Regions from separate parts of the Homo sapiens genome. Here region 2 is linked to region 1. The links are chromatin loops, found by intact Hi-C in ENCODE. Cell type or tissue: GM12878. All regions are shown on one strand. Links, peaks and the distances in the headings refer to the core of each region. The heading gives the core; the rest is flanking DNA.

What was found. Hi-C counts contacts between places; a loop is a spot of excess contacts. Peaks named below come from ENCODE experiments on the same cell type or tissue, not always from the same donor. Only the 100,000 strongest peaks of a DNase experiment are listed, where the experiment ranks them.
Region 2: a loop joins it to region 1, with 9 times the contacts of the local background. A loop is called at or near these places in 16 of 110 quality-filtered maps.

What each region holds. Positions count from the first base shown.
Region 1 is chr15:70,807,403-70,817,328 of GRCh38, reverse strand. No RefSeq gene overlaps it. Among named protein-coding and RNA genes, the nearest start is that of LARP6, 42 kb to the left of the region's middle. In GM12878, for the core only: a CTCF peak has its summit at 5,082 (motif pointing right); a DNase peak (open chromatin) is centred at 5,100.
Region 2 is chr15:69,471,077-69,481,002 of GRCh38, reverse strand. No RefSeq gene overlaps it. Among named protein-coding and RNA genes, the nearest start is that of LINC02896, 13 kb to the right of the region's middle. In GM12878, for the core only: CTCF peaks have their summits at 2,590 (motif pointing left) and 5,049 (motif pointing left); no DNase peak of the experiment used is centred there.

The DNA.
Region 1 (9,926 bases), core at 945-8,944:
AGGCTGTTGGGAGCCCCATGAATCACTGCTTGAAGGGGCTTGACATGTGATGGCTGGCACTGCAGACAGGAGATGACAAGTCGAGAGCCAACAGAGGAGTCTGTTTGCTGGACCCTCCTGCTGGCAGCAAAAATGCCAACCCAAACCCCCAAGTCTATTCATAAAATGGCTGCAAAGACATCAATCCTGATTTTTAAAAAGAGAAAGACTTCAGCCTGAGCTGAGGGAGGCCGATTCCTCCTCCTTTGCGGTTGCGGGATAGCTGCAAAAAATTGTGAGATTATTCAAAATTTGACAGGCTGTGAACACAAAAAGAAAAAAGTCTCAATAAATGCATAAAAACAATTTTTAAAAGTAACATTTACTCCTAATAGCAATGTTTTATATAAGAATAGAAGGATACCTTGGGTGATGGGGGCACCAAAGTCTCAGAAATCACCACCAGATAACTTTTCCATGCAACCAGAGCACCAAAAAGAGAATGGAAGGGTAGTTGCATAATATAACCAAAAACTTCCACGTGCACATCAAATGACTGCCGGCATCACGCTCAAGGGAAGACACTCATGAGCATTCTCCTGGCATCAGAGAAAAGACAAAGGCGCCTGGCATTAGCACTGCTTTTGTATTCTCTTCTGGAAGTGCTTTCAAAGTCACTAAGCAAGAGAATGAAATAAGAAATATAAATAAGAAATATAAATATTAGGAAAAGAAACCAGATGATCAATTTTTGCACATTTCATAATCTTCTACCTAAGGAAGAAAAAAACAAGAAAATGAGTTTAAAAATCTGTTAGAGGCCAGGCGCGGTTGCTCACCCCTGTAATCCCAGCACTTTGGGAGGCCAAGGCAGGCAGATCACCTGAGGTCAGGAGTTCAAGACCAGCCTGGCCAACATGGCAAAACCTCTACTAAAAATACAAAAATTAGCCGGGCCTGGTGGCGGGCACCTGTAATCCCAGCTACTCGAGAGGCTGAGGCAGGAGAATCGCTTGAGCCCAGGAGGCGGAGGTTGCAGTGAGCCGAGATCACACCACTGCAGTCCAGTCTGGGCAACAGAGCGAGACTCTGTCTCAAAAAAAAAAAAAAAAAAAAAAAAAAATATGTTGGAAATAGTAACAATGGCCATTTAAAGAGGCCATTTCATTTGGTTCCTGGGATGCCTCTGCACCTCTTTCCTGCTTTATTTCTCCTCTTGGTAATGGGCAAACATCTCCTCAATAAAAAGGTTAGCCTGTCCCCATTGAAATCTCTTAGCATGAGGACTGCAGCCAAGCCCTATGGCTCAATTTCAAGTCCCCTTTTAAATGGAAACCATTTGATACCTTTTGCTCATGCATCCTGAAATCTTTGAATATGCTGAAAGAAAGCGGGGAGTTCTGACTCAGAGATTTAACCCTCTGTCTACACAAACATTGGTGACTACTCTACTAGAAAACAAACAAAAAGAGCAAAAAAAATTTGTTTAAACCAGTAACACAAGGAAAGTCAATAAAAGACTATTGGTTAGTGGGTTCCCCAGCATGTCCCGCGAAGTGCTTTTCATGTGTTCACCATTGTCCGTGTTCAGATTACCAGGACCAAAATGACACCTGGGCAAACAGAAGACAAAAACAAGACCTGAGTTGGGAGTGAGGAGAGGCGGAGTCAAACCATGGATGCCAGGAGGAGTAGCTCTGTTGTCTCAAGGATGTCAGTAGTCCTTGCCACTCTCTGGTCTCAGTTTCCTCACGTATAAAATAAAGGGCTAGGACTTGGTCTATGACTTCAAACCTGTCATACCTAGACAATTTTCATTCTGCTTACTTACATTTTCCAATTTTTACCACTGGTCTTAAATTCGCACCTTCTCCTTATCACATATGTCTTCATATCTATGGGAAGTCTCTGCTTGAATATCCTGCTGCCACCCAAAATGAATTGAGTTAAAAATCATAACTCTAGATCAGCCTTCTCTGTCAACCACCTTTCTCTTTCCCATTTGTGAAAGGAAAATATCTTGAGCCCCTAAAATCACTAAGCTAAAGGGAAAAGTCAAGCTGGGAACTGCTTAGGGCAAACCTGCCTCCCATTCTATTCAAAGTCACTGAGATAAATGCATATCTGATTGTCACTTTGGAGAGGCAAAAGAATGCAACCATTTGTCTCTTATCTACCCACGACCTCGAAGCCCCCTCCCTGGCTTCCAGTTGTCCCACCTTTCTGGACCAGACGGAACCAATGTTCATCTTACATATGTTGATTGATGTCTCATGTCTCCCTAAAATGTACAAAACCAAACTGTGCTCTATCCACCTTCGGCACATGTCATCAGGACCTCTGGAGGCTGTATCACAGGCCTGCGTCCTCAATCTTGGCAAAATAGACTTTCTAGATGAACTGAGACTTGTATCAAATATTCAGGGTTCACACCTTTATCTCAGTAAAGAAGGAATTTATGCTGTAACCTAAATGGCAGCTTTCCCATTCTTCTTAAGGGTCACGTGCTCCTGTATTTAGTGGTGGTGGGGTGGAGTTGTCTTCCTACTCCCACATCTCAGTTTTCCCCTGGCCTCCATCCCTCTGAGCTCTTTTGTCTTCTGGCAGCTCTTGGTTCCTTGTGGTCCCCAGTTCAGGTCATCACTGGGCAAGCCTGCCCCAGCATCCTGCTGCTTCCTGCACAATGATCTCCGAGCATTGGGAGGCAGCAAATGTGTCTCTCCTGTCTTCATGACATAACCACACAAAAGTGAATAAATATATCCAACTTTACTCAAGGTGGGAAAATTAAAGAAAGTCACAACATATCAGAGAAAAGTTTTAAATGGCCATCAATACCATTTTTCTTGTGCTCCCAAGGAAAACCATTCAATGAATTAAACATTTCATTGAATGGTTTTCCATGGAAAACTGGAGACTCTTTAGGTGGTGCCTTTCAGTTTTTAATCTTGTTCTTTTGACTTTATATCTACCTTCCTTTCAGAGACACAGCCTCCTTCAAACCTTCCCCCTCTGGAATGTTGCTGTGGTTCAAATGTGTCCCCCAAAAGGCATTAAGCTTAATCCCCAGTGTAACAGTATTAAGAGGTGGGACCTCTAAGAGATGAGGCCATGCGGGCTGTACCCAATGAGTGGATTGATACTGTTTTCATGAGATTGGGTTCATTATTGCAGGAATGAGTTCCTCCTGAGAAGATTACTTCAGCCCCCTTCCCTCTCACGTGTGTGCACTCTTGCCTGTGTGATGCCCTCCGCCATGTTATGACAGCAAGAAGGCCTTCCCAGATGTGGCAACTTGATCTTGGACTTCCCAGCCTCCAGAACCATGAGCCAAATAAATTTCTGTTCATTATAAATTACCCAGTCTATGGTATTCTGTTGTAGCAGCAAAAAATCCACTAAGACAGGTATGTATCCTCTCCTGTGTTTGAGAAACTTCACCTCCCACCTACAGGGACTGGTCTGTCACACAAGGCTCTCCCACACCCTACCCAACTCCCCCCGAGAGTTGATTTAGCCAAGTCTTAGTTATTCCATTCAGAATTGCACCTGGTAGCTCATCAAACTGGTCCAAGACAAACTTGGGCTCTCCAAGTCCCTCAGAGCCAGACGAGCTGTCGGGGATGCAGGGATTCATGCTTGTTTCCCCTTAAGTTGTCCCTACCAAAGTGAATGGAAAAGAGATGTCTTTATTCCTCCTAATGCTCCTGGAATAATAGTCGGTGCATGCACACACTCTCCCCTGACAAACATTAATTCCCAGAAATAGCATAGATTTTACCTTTAAAAAGAAAACAAACCTTATTTTTCCCAAACTGTCCATACTCTACCAGGCTGTGCCTTGGAGTTTCACTTTACATCGTTTTGGTGACCAGAATGTATTCTTTTGCTCAATTTTCCATCCATCCTACCTTCAAATGGTGCTCCCTTCGACTGACCAAGAATAAGAAAAGGGGCCTGTTGGCCATATACCTTTGCTAGTAACTTGTAAAGCGTCTCAAAGACCCCCCCCCCGCCCCATTGCCCCAAAAGCTTGGAAAGTATTATTTATAATGTGAGAGACAAATGAAGTTTTTAGATGATGGAGCCATGCATGCTGTTCTCCAATTTCTGTCCCAATGTGGTGAGGGGGCAGAGGTGTGTGTGTCTGTGTGTGTGTGTGTGTGTGTGTCTGTGTGTGTATGCGCATGCAGGAAGGTTGGGAGGGTAATTCTTCCAGTTATAATAGCAATAAAAATGGTGATGACTGACCCGTCCTAAATGTTATAGCATCTCTCATTCCTGACCCAGAGAGCTATAAAAATACCAGTGCCTCACCCTGCACTATTAAATCAGAGTCTCTGGGAGGTAAAGCCTGGGCATTGTGGTTTTTAAAAGCCTGCAGGTGATTCCAATGTGCAGCCAGGACTGAGAACCACTGGGAAATTGCCACAGCTGGAAAAAGTCACCTTTTGATTCACCTGAAATGAATGATGCAGACTAAGGTAGCATTGTTCCATCAGGCTCCTTTCAGCATCCAAGATTCTGGGTAAAACCTCAAATAGAATGGGGTGTGAGGGTACTGGCTTCCCACGATGCAGTTGGTATGGAGGGTCTGGAATGGCAGTCACCACCAATCCCAGGAAGAGGCTCCCACAGCATAGGCAGACCCTTATTTTTTTTTTTTTTTTTTTTTTTTTTGGAGATGGAGTCTCACTATGTCGCCCAGGCTGAAGTGCAGTGGTGCGATCTCGGCTCACTGCAAGCTCCGCCTCCCGGGGTTCACGCCATTCTCCTGCCTCAGCCTCCCGAGTAGCTGGGACTACAGGCGCCCGCCACCACGCCTAGCTAATTTTTTGTGTGTTTTTAGTAGAGACGGGGGTGTCACCGTGTTAGCCAGGATGGTCTCGATATCCTGACCTCGTGTTCCGCCCGTCTCGGCCTCCAAAAGTGCTGGGATTACAGGCTTGAGCCACCGCGTCCGGCTAGCAGACCCTTATTCTTAATGTAAAGTTATGACTGCAATTATTGTACAGTGCCTGATACAGAGCGGACCTCAACAAATACAGTACTTGAAATAAATACGACCACAGAGAGTAAACAAGCAGTTACTCTCTTCTACCACAAGATGGCAACATTTCAAGACTCACTCTAGAACAATGCTCAAGTCTCAACTGCCAAAATGAAAAGGATGCACGGTTGATAAACGACGAAGCTAGGTGAGTTTTCCTCGATTTTTATTTTTCACCCTTTATCTTTTTAAATAAGTGGAGCCAGGAGCAATGGCTCATGCCTGTAAATCCTAGCACTTTGGGAAGCCGAGGCAGGAGGATTGCTTGAGCCCGGGAGTTCCAGACCAGCCTGGGCAACATAGTGAGACCAACATCTCTACAAAAAATAATTTTAAAAAAATTAGCTGGGTGTGGTGGCATATACCTGTAGTCCCAGCTACTCTGAAGGCTGAGGTGGGAGGACTGCTTGAGCCTGGGAGGTCAAGGCTGCAGTGAGACGTGATTGTACCACTGCACTCCAGCCTGGGCAACAGAGTAACACCCTGTCTCAAAAAAAAAAAAAAAAAAAAAAAAAAAGTGAGAACATAGTGAGTTCACATGGCTCATGTCTCTCCTAGAAGGCTGAGCTGCTTGGTTGACATCTGCATGCTCACAGGATCTTGGAAAGGTAGGTCAGTACCAAGCATGAAACTATTTTATGTAAGGACAGTAAATGACCCCAATTTGGTTTTTCTACCAATAAATCATCTGCCTTATGCCAGGAGACATATTTCCAAGTCACCCTGTCCCCTAGCTTTTTTCATCCACAGGGGGACTTTTGGGAAACAACTGATTTGTGGAAACACAGATACATTTGGGTGTATATCAATTAATAAGACCTCTAAGAACAAGCTCCACTTAATAAAGCTGGCCTTGGGACCAGGGATGTTGGCCTTGGCACCGGGGAGGCTGGCCTTCTCCATGTGTTGGAGAGGAAGCACAGTGACATCCCATGACCGGCTTTTGATTGATTGGCTGAGATCTGGGCCCGGCTACATGAAGGACTATAAGCCTGGTGTTTAAAGAGCCCATAAACTCAGGCAATCAGGGCCCCCGCTCTGTGTTGGCTGTGTGTGGCCCCTGGGGTCCATGTGCAGGGGTCACAGACAGACAGATCATGCCAAAGAGGCAGGGGTTACCTACTTGGCCATCTGCTCCTGCAGCGTCTGAGCTGCCCGCAATACCAGTCACTTGACCCTGGGGGCAGAGGAAGATGAAGTGGCACACGGGGGTGGGATGGCCCGATGGTGTGAGCCACTTACCTTCTGACCGAGCCACTTACTTTCTGACTGCTCCCAGGAGATGAATTAGAAAGGTCTGGGCTTAATAACTATTTAGACATGAAGCATTGCTCAAGATACTTTCCACAATAATGTCTGTAGGTCTCATGCATAGGTAGCAATCCTGGGGCTAATCCCATCCTCTACCTTTTTGGACCCCAGGTCTGTACTGCTCAGTGCTGCTCAGGGATAAATTGTAAATTCACAGTCCTCAGTGCATCTGTACAATCCTTTGACCTGCCTCTAGGAAGCATCCTTTCCTGTCCCCACGATGGCTATTCCAGACCTTCCCCACTACTCCTTAATTTCCATCCTTACCTCAAGTCTCCTCTCAGCAGATGGCTTTGCCTCCTAGCTCCCAGCAAAAATTGAGACCATCCTGCCTGGCTGGGCGCGGTGCCTCACGCCTGTAATCCCAGCACTTTAGGAGGCTGAGGTGGGTGGATCACCTGAAGTCAGGGGTTCGAGACCAGCCTGACCAACATGGCAAAACACTGTCTCTACTAAAAATACAAAAATTAGCCAGGCATGGTGGCGTGCGCCTGTAGTCCCAGCTACTCAGGAGGCTGAGGCAGGAGAATTGCTTGAGCCCAGTGAGCCAAGATCGTGCCACTGCACTCCAGCCTGGGTGACAGAGTGAGACTCTGTCAAAAAGAAAGGAAGGAAGGAGAAAGAAAGAGAAAGAAAGAAAGAAAGAAAGAAAGAAAGAAAGAAAGAAAGAGAAAGAAAATTGAGACCATCTGGCATGAAATCCCTCTACTTCCAGCCTCCCTCCCACAAAAATATTTAGGTCTGCCAGCCCTCACATCCTCCCCACCAGTGTCAGAGAACTGGGTGCGCCATCTATATAGACACCAGAATCTCTTCCCCAGTGCCCTGGATTCCAGTGCCTTCACCCCTCACATATTTCCTCGGGGTCTTTGCTCTACCAGCTTTCATCTCCCTCTCTCTCTCTCTCTCTCTCTGGCTCTTTCCATGTGCACACTCCTCCATCATAAAAAAAAAAACAAAAACAGAACAAAACGAAGGCCTCCCTTAAGCCTGTCTATGACCCATAGTACCACATTCTCCAGCCTGCTTCAGTTCCCTCAAACCCAACTGCTTAGCTCCAGATGTGGGGCAGCAGTAAAGACACAGGGAAATGGGGAAGGGGTAGAAATCTCTTCCCCTCTCCTTCCCACCTTTCCCCACTGGTAGTCTCTTACCACCGGTAGCAGTAGAACAATAAAAATAAACAAAGGGCTCAAGCGGTAGCACCACCATGCACGTGTGACAATGACCTTGTAGTCTCTGACATCCAAGCTGGCATCAGATGTGTCTGCAGGCTGCTGAGGCTGTGGGCAGCAAGAGCCTCTGTCCTAGGTTTCCCCGGGCTTTACCTTCTGCCAAATCATGCCTTTAGCTTTCAATACCAAGGCCACAGTGAAAACAAGCAGGCAAGAAGCCTGTTCTTTCTAAGGATAAAATGGGGACAGGAGCAGCGGTGGAAATATCATTCAGGGATAGGAGGCAGATCTGCTCTGGGCTGAGGTCAGCGTGGGTGGCTCAGTGGGCCTATGCAGCCTTGGAGATGAAATGGGTTCCAGAGGAGACCTGGATTATTGTTCATGTCATTCCCCATCCCCACACTTGGAATCTAGTCTGGGAAATCTTTCAGACTGGCCTCAGCCACTGGCGTTTTGCCCCTCCCTCAGGCCTGAGTCCTGCAGTCCCTCTCTGCAGTTGCTGTTCCCAGGACACTGACCCAAAAGTCTCCTACGCTTCAATTTTCCTAATCATTACAACAAAAACACCCTTGCCAGCTCATCCTGTATGTCCAGCAATATGCTAAGTAACCCACGTACATCATCTCATTTAATTTGATCACCACTGACTCAATGGAGTACGTTTGATTATCTTCATCTCATGGAGGAGGAAACTAAGAGATGGAGAAGTCAGGTCTTCTTAGAGAACTTTACAGAGATAGTGAGCGATGGGACTACGATTCGAAGAGTGGCCTGTTTGACTCCATGCTCTCTTGATTCTACTGCCCAAATATTTGTAAGGCGTATGAGTTTGTTCTAACATACTCAAAAGCAAGAAATGTAACATTACGAATGTGGCAAACCCTCACTAGACAGGGCCAGCAAGATGGCCAGTATATGTTTTTTTTATTTTTTTATTTTTAGTAGAGAAGGGATTTTGTCATGTTGGCCAGGCTGGCCTCAAACTCCTGACCTCAAGTGATCCACCTGCCTCAGACTCTCAACGTGCTGAGATTACAGACATAAGCCACCTTGCCCGGCCCTCTATCATAACCCATTTCTCCTAAAAAAAAAAAAAAAAAAAGGCAGCACTCGCATGATAAAGCTTATGAAGTGTGAGAGGAAGAGGAAATGAGGCAGAGAAATAGTGAAAACCAGACAGGTGCAGTGGCTCACGCCTGTAATCCCAGCACTTTGGGAGACTGAGGCGGGTGGATCATTTGAAGTCAGGAGTTCAAGATCAGCCTGACCAACATGGTGAAACCCCGTCTCTACTAAAAATAAAAAAAATTAGCCGGGCGTGGTGGCATATGCGTGGTGGCACATGCCTTTAATCCCAGCTACTCGGGAGGCTGAGGCAGGAAAATCGCTTGAACCTGGGAGGCGGAGGTTGCAGCGAGCCAAGATCGTGCCATTGCACTCTAGCCTGGGCGACAGAGCAAGAGTCTGTCTCAAAAAAAAAAAAAAAAGAAAGAAAGAAAAGAAAAAAAGAAATAGTGAAAACCAACAAAGTGGGATAATAAAGCTGGCTGTGGCACCCCATGAAATAGAAAGAATCACCAAGCCACACTAGAGTCTCTGGGGAGGCCACATAAAGCCATTGCACCTCAGAGCAGTGTGTTAGGGAGAATCATCAAGAACCTATCTGTTACTTGGGTCTCTCACTGCTCAAAGTTCACACCATGGGGCATTAGCTGCCCCCTACTTTGGGTTGTGTACCTGGGCCAGCCTCAGCGGACCTAGGTAAGGTTGGACATGGAAGTGGGTGCTGGAGCTGTTTCAGCTCCTTCCCATCGCAGCAGGCATAATGAAGTTCATGCCAAAACCCAGCACTCACCCCCAGGGTGGCTGAGACAGCCTGCTGTGTTGGGAAGTGGGGTGTCGGTGGAAGCAGGGGCTCTCCCTTGTGCAAGTGGTCAGGAGAAGGCCTTGGGGGCAGGCAAGTGACCTTAGGCAGATCTGGCTCTCCATTTCTTTCAACAACAAGTCTAAATTCTTTATCACAGCATCCAAGACTCTCCCCAGGGTGGCTTCACCCTTTCTTTCCGACCTGGTCCTCTTTGCCTCCACACCACCTCATTTCAGTGCCACTGTTTGCCCAGGAAATTCCTACATATGAAGGAGAAAAAGGGACCTCTCTGAGTGGTCCCATCTCCGGAGGCTGTGGGTTTGGCTGGCAGAACAATGTTTTGGTATAAATTGGAAAAATTGTTCTTCCTGGTTTCAGCTCATGCCAGAGTGCACAGTGGATTTCAACATGCCCCTTGGCCACCCATGCGTGGAGGCCTTGCCAATCATACTAAATCCCAGGTGAGGAAACAGGCCAGAGAGGTGGAGGCTCTTGCCCAGGTCACACAATCGCTTAATGACAGACCCAGAGGGGCGACTCAGCT
Region 2 (9,926 bases), core at 893-8,892, 1.3 Mb after region 1:
GTAGCTGGCACACACCACCACACCCAGATATTTTTTTTAATTTTTAGCAGAGACAAGGTCTTGCTATGTTACCCAGGCTGGTCTTGAATTCCTGAACTCAAGCAATCCTCCCACCTCGGCCTCCCAAAGTGTTGAGATTACAGGCGAGAGCCACCACACCCAGCTTCTGTGAGCTTTTGAAAAAAAAAAAAAAAAAGTGCAATGGCATTCTAATATCATAAAAATTTGCTCTTTAAAGTGTACAATTCAGTGGTTTTTAGTACATTCACATTCATAAAGTTGTACAACCATCACCACTATCTAATTCTAGAACATCTTCATTGCCCTAAAAACAAACCCTGTACCTGTTAGTTGTCATGCCCCATCCCCCTCTCCTTCAAGCCCCAGCAACCACTAATCTACTTCCGTCTCTATGGATCTGTCTATTCTGGACATCACATAAATGGAATCATACAGTATGTGGCCTTTTGTGTCTCTGGGTTTTTCACTTAGCATAATATTTCCAAGGTTCATCTATGTTGTAGCCTGTATAAGTACATCATTCCTTTTTAATGGCTGAATTCACTTATTCAAATCATTGTATGGATATATACTAATTTATCAATTCATCATTTGATGGATGGTATTTCCTCTTGTTAGCTATTTTGAGTAATGCTGCTATGAATATTCACATAGGAGGTTTTGTGTAGATCTATTTTTGATTCTCTGGAGTATACACCTAGGAGTGAATTGCTGGGTCATATGGTAACTCTGTTTAACTCTTTGAGTAACTGCCAAACTGTTTTTCCAAAGTGGCTGCAGTACCACCCACTACGCATGAGGGCTCCAATTTCCCCACATCCTCGTCAACACCTATGGTTATCCATCTTTCTAATAATTGCCATCCTAGTGAGTATGAAGTGGTATCTCATTGTGGTTTTGATTTGCATTTCCCTAATGATTAATGACACCAAGCTCTTTTCATGTGCTTGTTGGCTATTTGTATATCTTCTTTGGAGAAATGTCTTTTCAAGTCCATTGCCCATTTTTAAATTGGGCATTTGTCTTTTTGTTGTTGAGTTGTAAGAGTTATTCACATATTCTGGATACAAGTTTATTGTCAGATACACAACTTGCAAATATTCTCTTCTATTCTGTGGGATAATCTTTCACTTTCTTGATGGTATCCTTTGAAGCACAAAAGTTTGTGATTCTGATGACGTCCAGTGTCTTCATTCTTCTTCGTTCTGTGTGCCACAGGTTTTTGAACCAGTTGCCCTGGCAGCCACACCTGCCCGAGCAAAGCCAGGCAATGAGGCTGCTGTGACTTGAATGGAGGCAACATCCTTCCAGTTTCAAAGTCTCTTGCTGGGATTTCATAAATAGAGTCTAATTTCTCTGGATAAAAAACTATGCCTGCCCAAGTTCAAATCTCCTCAGAATGGGTAGCTCCATCCCTAATAGTCATTCATGCCTTAGGGAAAACTACTCTCTCAGACCCTTCCTTACAGCAGACTGTGCTGAGTGGTGTGGAGAGAGGATAGGGACCCTGATCCTGGGGACAATGTAATCCAGGAGGGACAGAGGAAAGGCATGTTGGACAGTGTGGAAGGCCCATGCCACCTCTTTACTGAGAAAAGTTGTCCAAAAGCTGTCTTGTCCATGGGCCTTAGCTAGAAGCCTATCTGTTCTTTACCTCAAACCACACTTTCACATTTAGCCAGCAAAGGGCCCCGTTAAAATGCACATATGTTTCCTGGATGGGGACGCACTCGCAGGATGCTGAAGCTGGACTGAGAGGGATCCCAACACTTATCTCTTGCAGCTCCTCTGGATCTAAGTGAAGAAATCGAGGCCCAGAGAGGGCAAGGGACTTATTCCAGGCAACACAGGCCTCAGCAAATTCATAGCAGAGCAGGGACCACACTGCCCTCCTCCTCCCCACTGACCTCCAGCAAACCTGTTGGCCCAAATGGGATTCTTAGGCATCTGGAGACAAGCAAGTCTGTCAGGGCGTGGGCAGTTTCCTTGGCAGAAAGAGACTCAGATACTCCAGTGTCCCAGAAAGTGAGCCCCACTGAAGAACCAAAGCAGGTGTCCACAGCAGCACAGGGGCTCTAGACACTGAAGGGCAGGGGCCTCGCCTCTTTGGGACTACCCTGCAAATCACATGACCCTTAATAGCAACACTGGCTGCCCTTCATTGAGTGCTCATAGATGCCAGACACTATGCTAAGAAATTTACACGCATCATTGCCTTGATCCTCCTGAGAGCCCCATGAAACAGGTGTTAATTTTTGTTCAATGAGGCCACTGAGGCTCCAAGAGGTTAAGTACCTGCCCGGGGTCACGTAACTAGAAAGTGCTGAGCGGATTTTCAATTACAAATCCACAAACTCCAAAGCCAGTGCTTGCAATGACCATACTGATCCTGATTTCGGGAGGTCCCTCTAGCTCTCAGCTCTCAGGTTCAAGTTTCCTCAGTAGGTGAGTGGGCTGGGATGCTGCTGCCTGTCTATTTCAGGCTGAGCTCCGCTCCTAAGCACTCAAAGCCCGGGGTCTGTTTCCCCAGGGAAGCTGCGTCTCTCTGCCGAGGGCGTAGCGCCCCCTGCTGCTCACTCCCACGCTCTTCTGCAAGAGCCTTTAATGCTGCAGGGCCACCTGTTACAAGAGACCCTTGGGGGTCCTCGAATGAGACCCCCACTTTCCCACTAACACCTTTATCCTCTTGAAAGCCCTCTTGGTTTTCAGGCAAAACAGAGAGGAAAATAAATGTTTATTTCTGGCCTTCTAGGTCTATGCCTAGGGGACCCCAAAAAACCCACATCTTTTTATCCTTCCATCACAAAACCGGCAAAGAGGAACTCTGGACTTTGTATCAGATACTAACTGTCAGATACTTCATATCGGGAAAAACTCCTGTTCTCCGTGGTCCTGCAGACTTGTGCAACTGAGTCTCTCATGTGCAAAATGGAGACAAAAGTGCCTACCTTTCTTCTGGGAAGAAAAAATGAGATAGTGTATGTTTAGGGCCCTGCATTTGGTAGGTACTTAATAATCAAGCTCTTCTTCCTGAGCCGCAGTGTTCTCTTCTGCTGAATTTTTTTTTTTTTTTTTTTTTTTTTAGATGGAGTCTCGCTCTGTCGCCCAGGCTGGAGTGCAGTGGCACAATCTTGGCTCACTGAAACCTCTGCCTCCCGAGTTCAAATGATTCTTCTGCCTCAGCCTCCCAAGTAGCTGGGACTACAGGCGTGTGCCACCACGCCTGGCTAATTTTTTTGTATTTTTAGTAGAGACAGGGTTTCACCATATTGGGCAGGCTGGTCTAGAACTCCTGACCTCAAGTAATCCACGTGCCTCGGCCTCCCAAAGTGCTCAGATTACGGGTATGAGCCACCACGCCTGGCCTGACTTTTATTTATTTATTTTTTATTATTATTATTATATATTTTTTTGAGACAGAGCCTCACTCTACCACCCAGGCTGGAGTGCAGTGGTGCGATCTGGACTCACTGCAATCTCTGCCTCCCACGTTCAAGCAAGTCTCGTGCTTCAGCCTCCCAAGTAGCTGGGATTATAGGTGCCCGCCAATATGCCCAGCTAATTTTTGTATTTTTAGTACAGATGGGGTTTCACCATGTTGGGCAGGCTGGTCTGAAACACCTTACCTCAAGTGATCCGCCCACCTCGGCCTCCCAAAGTGCTGGGATTATTGGGCACTTGCTCAATGCGGGTACCTGGCCTTCACCTGCATTACTTCACTCATATCACAGTAATATGCAAGATAGAACAGGGAAACCAAGGGCTGGGTGCCCAGAGGAGTCAAACAACTTGCCCAAAGCCACACAGCTGGCCAGAGGTGGAGCCAGAATTCCAACCCAGGCAGGCTGGCTCCCGGTGCCAGGCTTGCAACCCTCACAGTGTCTTCTGGCAGCAAGATGGCTAGGACAATGCCTTGTACACTATGGAACGTGCAGAGTCTGTGCAGGGCTGGGGTGACATGCAGGAGGAAGAAATTAGACAAATTAGGAATTAATCATTGAAAAAACGAGGCTACAGTGAGGAGGCTCTTAGGACTTGGGATCATCTCGGCAGACTTCCTGGAGGAGGTGAGGACTGAGCCAAATCTCACTATGTCAAAGGGTCCAACAGTCAGAGTGACTGGCGGAACTGGCTGCCCTCAGGAAAAGTGCCTATCAAAGAAGAGTGACATTTCTCAACCTCACAGGAGCTGAGAGAAAGCAAGACAGGATGAGACTGTCAAAAATAATGAACACATTGCTTGGGCAGGTGTCTGTACAGGCCAGGCACAGTATTAAGTGCTCTATAAGAATTATCTCCTGCCGGGCGCAGTGGCTCACACCCAGCACTTTGGGATGCCGAGGCGGGCAGATCACCTGAGGTCAGGACTTTGAGACCAGCCTGACCAACATGGTGAAACCCCGTCTCTTCTAAAAATACAAAAAAAGTAGCCAGGCATGGTGGCATGCACCTGTAATCCCAGCTACTTGGGAGGCTGAGGTGGGAGAATCACTTGAACCTGAGAGGCGGAGGTTGCTGTGAGCCAAGAATGCACCATTGCACTCCAGCCTGGGCAACAAGAGTGAAACTCCATCTCAAAAAAAAAAAAAAAAAAAAAAGAATTATCCTTTAATCCCCCAATACCCTTGTAGGGCAGCTACCATTAACATGCCCCCTTTACACTTGAAGAAGCTGGGCTTGGGGGTGACTCCAAAGCCTTTCCTACGTCTCACAGCAACTAGAGAAGGAGCCAGGATTCGAACCCAGAAAGCCCAACTCAGGCCTCTGCTATACACTCAAGCCACGCAGCTACACCTCCTGGGAGAAGAGCCCCTGGCAGGGGTCACGTTTTGTGTCATCTCCATGTAGACAGCTCTCCTGGACACTCTCCCTGGTGGCTTTGCCCTGGACTGAGGCAAAACAGGAAGAAGGAGAAAGCCTCTCTTTCTCCTTGTGTCCCCAGCATCCAGAAGGTGCCAAATGGAGGATGCTTGAAGAATGAAGGAACCGGTCCTGCAGGGAAAGATGGATTACCCGTGTATCTGCCGCCCCCTCCTGCCCCAAAGGAGAACTGCAAGGCTCACCTCCCTTTCACCCCACTGGAAAGCGGGTGGAGGCAGGACTTCCCAAGCCCTCTCTGAAGAAGGACCAGGTTGCCACTGGTCTTTTGTTCCTGTTTATAATTTTTTATTATTAATTGCATACATTTATGTGGTCTTATGTGATGTTTGATATATGTATACAATGTGGAATGATAAAGTCTAGCTAATTTTAACAAATCCATCATCTCGCTTACCATTTTTGTGGTAAGAACATTTGAAATGTACACTGTTAGCAATTTTGAAATATACAATACATTATTATTAAGGATAGTCACCATGCTGTGCAATAGACCTCAAAAAAGGTATTCCTTCTGTCTAACTGAAACTTTTACCCTTTGACCAACATCTCTCCCCATTTCCCCACCCAGGGCATCCTCCCACCTAAGCCTCCTGAGTAGCGTGTACCACCACACCTGACTATTTTTTGTATTTTTTTGTAGAGATAGGATTCCACCATGTTGCCCAGGCTGGTCTCATACTCCTGGCTTCAAGCGATCCTCTCCTCTTGGCCTGCCAAAGTGCCAGGATTACAGGCTTGGGCCACTGCACCCTGCCAAAAGTCTCTATGTTTACTCTTACATTCTCAGCAGGTACTTACTGTACCTGTCTCCATATAGACAAGTAACAATATTTTGAGAGCCAATGCAGTCCACAGACTATGCTGTGAGAAGCACGGGTCCAAAGAGGACAAATGACAGGCCAGAGGCCACCCAGCCAGCACGAGGAATCCATTTCCTCATGCACTACCTCAGCAGACAGCCAGGACTCCTCTGCCGTTTTGAGACTCAGGTCCCACTGCTGACTCAGGGTGCAGCTCTAGATCTGCAGCTGGAACTGAGGGGTAGCTCAGGACAAGGACAGAGCCCCAGGGACAGTGGCTCAAAGTCGGCCCCTGAGCTCAGCCCTCCCCATCTGTGAGAAACAGGCAGAGAGCAGAAAGGTGGATGCTGTCTCAGTCAAGGAGTCAAGACGGCCTCTGGAAATGCAGGCTGGGAGGGAGGGATGGGATCTGAACCTGACATGGGGCTGCGGATGGTGGCACCCTGGGTGGCTTTTTGTTTTGTTTTATTTATAGACAGGGTCTTGCTCTGTCACCCAGGCTAGAGTGCAGTGGTGCAAACACAGCTCACTGCAGTCTTGACCTCCTAGGCGCAAGCGTTCCTCCCGCCTTGATCTTCCGAATTGCTGGGACTACAGGTGTGTGCCACTGTGCCCAGTCAAGCACCCTGAGTTTGAGAGCAAAATTGTCTATGATGACTTCCCTAAATTTATATCCTTGTCTTAGGGCTCAAGACAATTCTGGGGCTCTCACGAGGAGTGGGGATTCCTGCTGATATCACATCTTCTCAGGAGGCTGAATCACAACTTCCTTTGGAGACAGTCATTAAAAAACAATCCTCCTTCATAGCTGAGCTTTCCTCTCCGTCTCACGCCTAGGTCGGTGCTTCCTGCACTGCCTCCACGGGTCTCCCCACCTCCCTCCCTCAGGCACTTTTCCACTTTTCCAGGAGCTGGAGGGTATTTCTTCAACAAAAACCCACTGTGTCACTCCCTCCTTGAGGCATGAGGATAAAGAACATTCTAGAGAGGCCAGGCATGGTGGCTCACACCTGTAATTTCAGCACTTTGGGAGACTGAGGTGGGCGGATCACTCGACCTCAGGAGTTCGAGACCAGTCTGGTCAACATGGCGAAACTCCATCTCTACCGAAACTACAAAAATTAGCCAGGCATGGGGGCATGAGCCTGTAATCTCAGCTACTTGGGAGGCTGAGGTACCAGAATGACTTGAACTCAGGAGGCAGAGGCAGAGGATGCAGTGAGCCGAGATCACGCCACTGTACTCCAGCCTGGGTGAAAGAATGAGACTTCGTCTCAAAAAAAAATAGAAAGAACGTTCTAGAAGAATGTCCCATCACTACAGTAGCCACTAGTCCATGTAGCCATTGAGCACTTGAAGTGTGGCTACTGCCACATGTTGAAATGACAATATTTTGGATATATTGAGTTAAATAAAATACATTATTAAAATTGAGCCAGGTGGGCTAGGCACAGTGGCTCAAGGCTGGGTGCGGTGGCTCACACCTGTAATCCCAGCACTTTGGGAGGCCAAGGTGGGCGGATCACAAGGTCAGGAGTTTGAGACCAGCCTGACCAACATGGTGAAACCCTGTCTCTACTAAAAAAAATACAAAAATTAGCCGGGCATGGTTGGTGGCGTATGCCTGTAATTCCAGCTACTTAGGAGGCTGAGGCAGGAGAATCGCTTGAACCCAGGAGGTGGAGGTTGCAGTGAGCCGAGGTAGCGCCACTGCACTCCAGCCTGGGTGACAGAGCGAGACTCCATCTCAAAAAAAAAAAAAAAAAATTGAGCCAGGTGCCTGAAATCCCAGCACTTTGGGAGGCCGAGGTGCGTGGATCACTTGAGGTCAGGAGTTTGAGATCAGCCTGACCAACGTGGTGAAGCCCTGTCTCTATTAAAAATACAAAAAGAACGCCGGGCGCGGTGGCTCACGCCTGTAATCCCAGCACTTTGGGAGGCCGAGGCGGGTGGATCATGAGGTCAGGAGATCGAGACCATCCTGGCTAACAAGGTGAAACCCCGTCTCTACTAAAAATACAAAAAATTAGCCGGGCGCGGTGGCGGGCGCCTGTAGTCCCAGCTACTCGGGAGGCTGAGGCAGGAGAATGGCGTGAACCCGGGAAGCGGAGCTTGCAGTGAGCCGAGATTGCGCCACTGCAGTCCGCAGTCCGGCCTGGGCGACAGAGCGAGACTCCGTCTCAAAAAAAAAAAAAAAAAAAAAAATACAAAAAGAAATTAGCTGGGCATGGTGGAGGGCGCCTGTAATCCCAGCTACTCAGGAGGCTGAGGCAGAAGAATCGCTTGAACCCAGGAGGTGGAGGTTGCAGCGGGTCGAGATTGTGCCACTGCTCTCCAGCCTGGGCGACAAGAGTGAGACTCCGTCTCAAAAAATAATAATAATAAAATAAAAGTTATTTAGCTTGTGTCCTTTTCCATTTTTGAATGTGGCTCTAGGAAGTTTATAATCGCCTAGGCGGCTCGTCCTATTTCTATTGGGCAGGGCTACTCTGAGCTTGGCTCTCACCCAGTCATCTCTTCAACTGCCACTCTCCTTACACTCAGTTCCATCCACACCACATCCCTGCAGTTCTATGGATGTTTATCTAGCTACTCCGTGTTGTTTAACAGCAGCTTTCTCTGCAGCCAAAACATCTCCTTCTCCAGGAAGCCTCCCTAACACCTTCCCACACAAGCCCACCCCTTTGCCCCACCCTTGCCTCCTGACAGCTGCTGCTCCTTACCACAGACCTCCTAAACACAGTATAACCCTTGAAGGGTCTTTATTCCACCAGATAAGAGAATTTTAAGAGTTAGGACTTGATCTAATTAATCTCTGCATCTCTGACATCGAAAGCAGTGTTTGCCTAATAGATAATTCGTGGATACATGCTGAATAATTCAATGAGTGAATGAATTAGTAGACAAATGCGTCCAGTCCATAGAAGGAAAGGAGAATTAAAACAAACTCCTGCACCTGGGAAGGAGCAGACTGTCAGGCAAATCATCAAGACTGGATTCTGGGAACAAAACCAAGCCCAACAGGGGTACTGAGAGCTGGGTGGCAGGTGGCAGGCTAGGCCCACTCACTCGCTTGTCAGCAATTCACTCCATTCTACCAACCTTGTGGCACACTCACTTCAAAACCAGGCCACAGGAAAATCACATGTTGCTACAGGGACCTCCAGGGCACCTAAACCACATCTACCAAATCCAGGACTACCAGGGACACGTAGTGATGCAGTTGGACCATTCTCAAGGCTCCCCACGTGAGAAGTGTTACGCTATCTCCTCCAGGGATTGCAAACTCAAATGGCTAGGCACGAGTGCACTTGAGGCAGAGTAAAGACTATAGAAGGGGGGCGCAGAGAGGAGTTGAAGAGGTGGCACATGCCCAACCCAAAAGGACAGCAGCAGCGGTGCTGACTGCACCATCAGACACATACCATCCAGATCCTCCAACGTTTAACAAGAAACCAGAAATCCACAACTTGGGTAGTTTCTAAATTTATTTTTTTCGAGACAGTCTTGCTCTGTCACCTGGACTGGAGTGCAGTGGCATAACCATGGCTCACTGCAGCCTCAACCTCCTGGGCTCAGGGGATCCTCCTGCCCCAGCCTCCCATGTAGCTGGGACTACAGGTGTGTACTACCACACCCGGCTAACTTTTTAATTTTTTTGTAGAGCTGGGGGTCTCACTTTGTTGCCCAGGCTGGTCTCAAACTCCTGGGCTCAAGCACGCCTCCCATCTTGGCCTCCCAAAGTGCTGAGATTACAGGCATCAGCCACCGTGCCTCACCTGCTTCCCAATTTTTTAAATTCTATACATCATGCTCCTTGGTATTCACCCAAAGGAGTTGAAAAAAAAAACTTATATCCACACAAAACCTGCACACAGGTGTTTATAGCAGCTTTATTCATAATTGCCAAAACTTAGAAGCAACCAAGATGTTCTTCAGTAAATGAATGGATAAACCATGTCACAACCAGATAGTGGAGTATTATTCAGTGCTAAAAAGAAATGAGCTACCAAGCCATGAAAAGACATGGAGGAACCTTAAATGCACATTACTAAGCGAGAGAAGCCAATCTGAAAAGGCTACAGACTGCACGATTCCAACTAGACGACATTCTGGAAACAGCAAAACTATGGAGACGGTAAAAAGATCAGTGGTTGCCAGGGTTGGGGGAGGGAGGGATGAACAGGTGGAGTGCAGGGGACTTTTAGGGGAGTGAGACTGCTC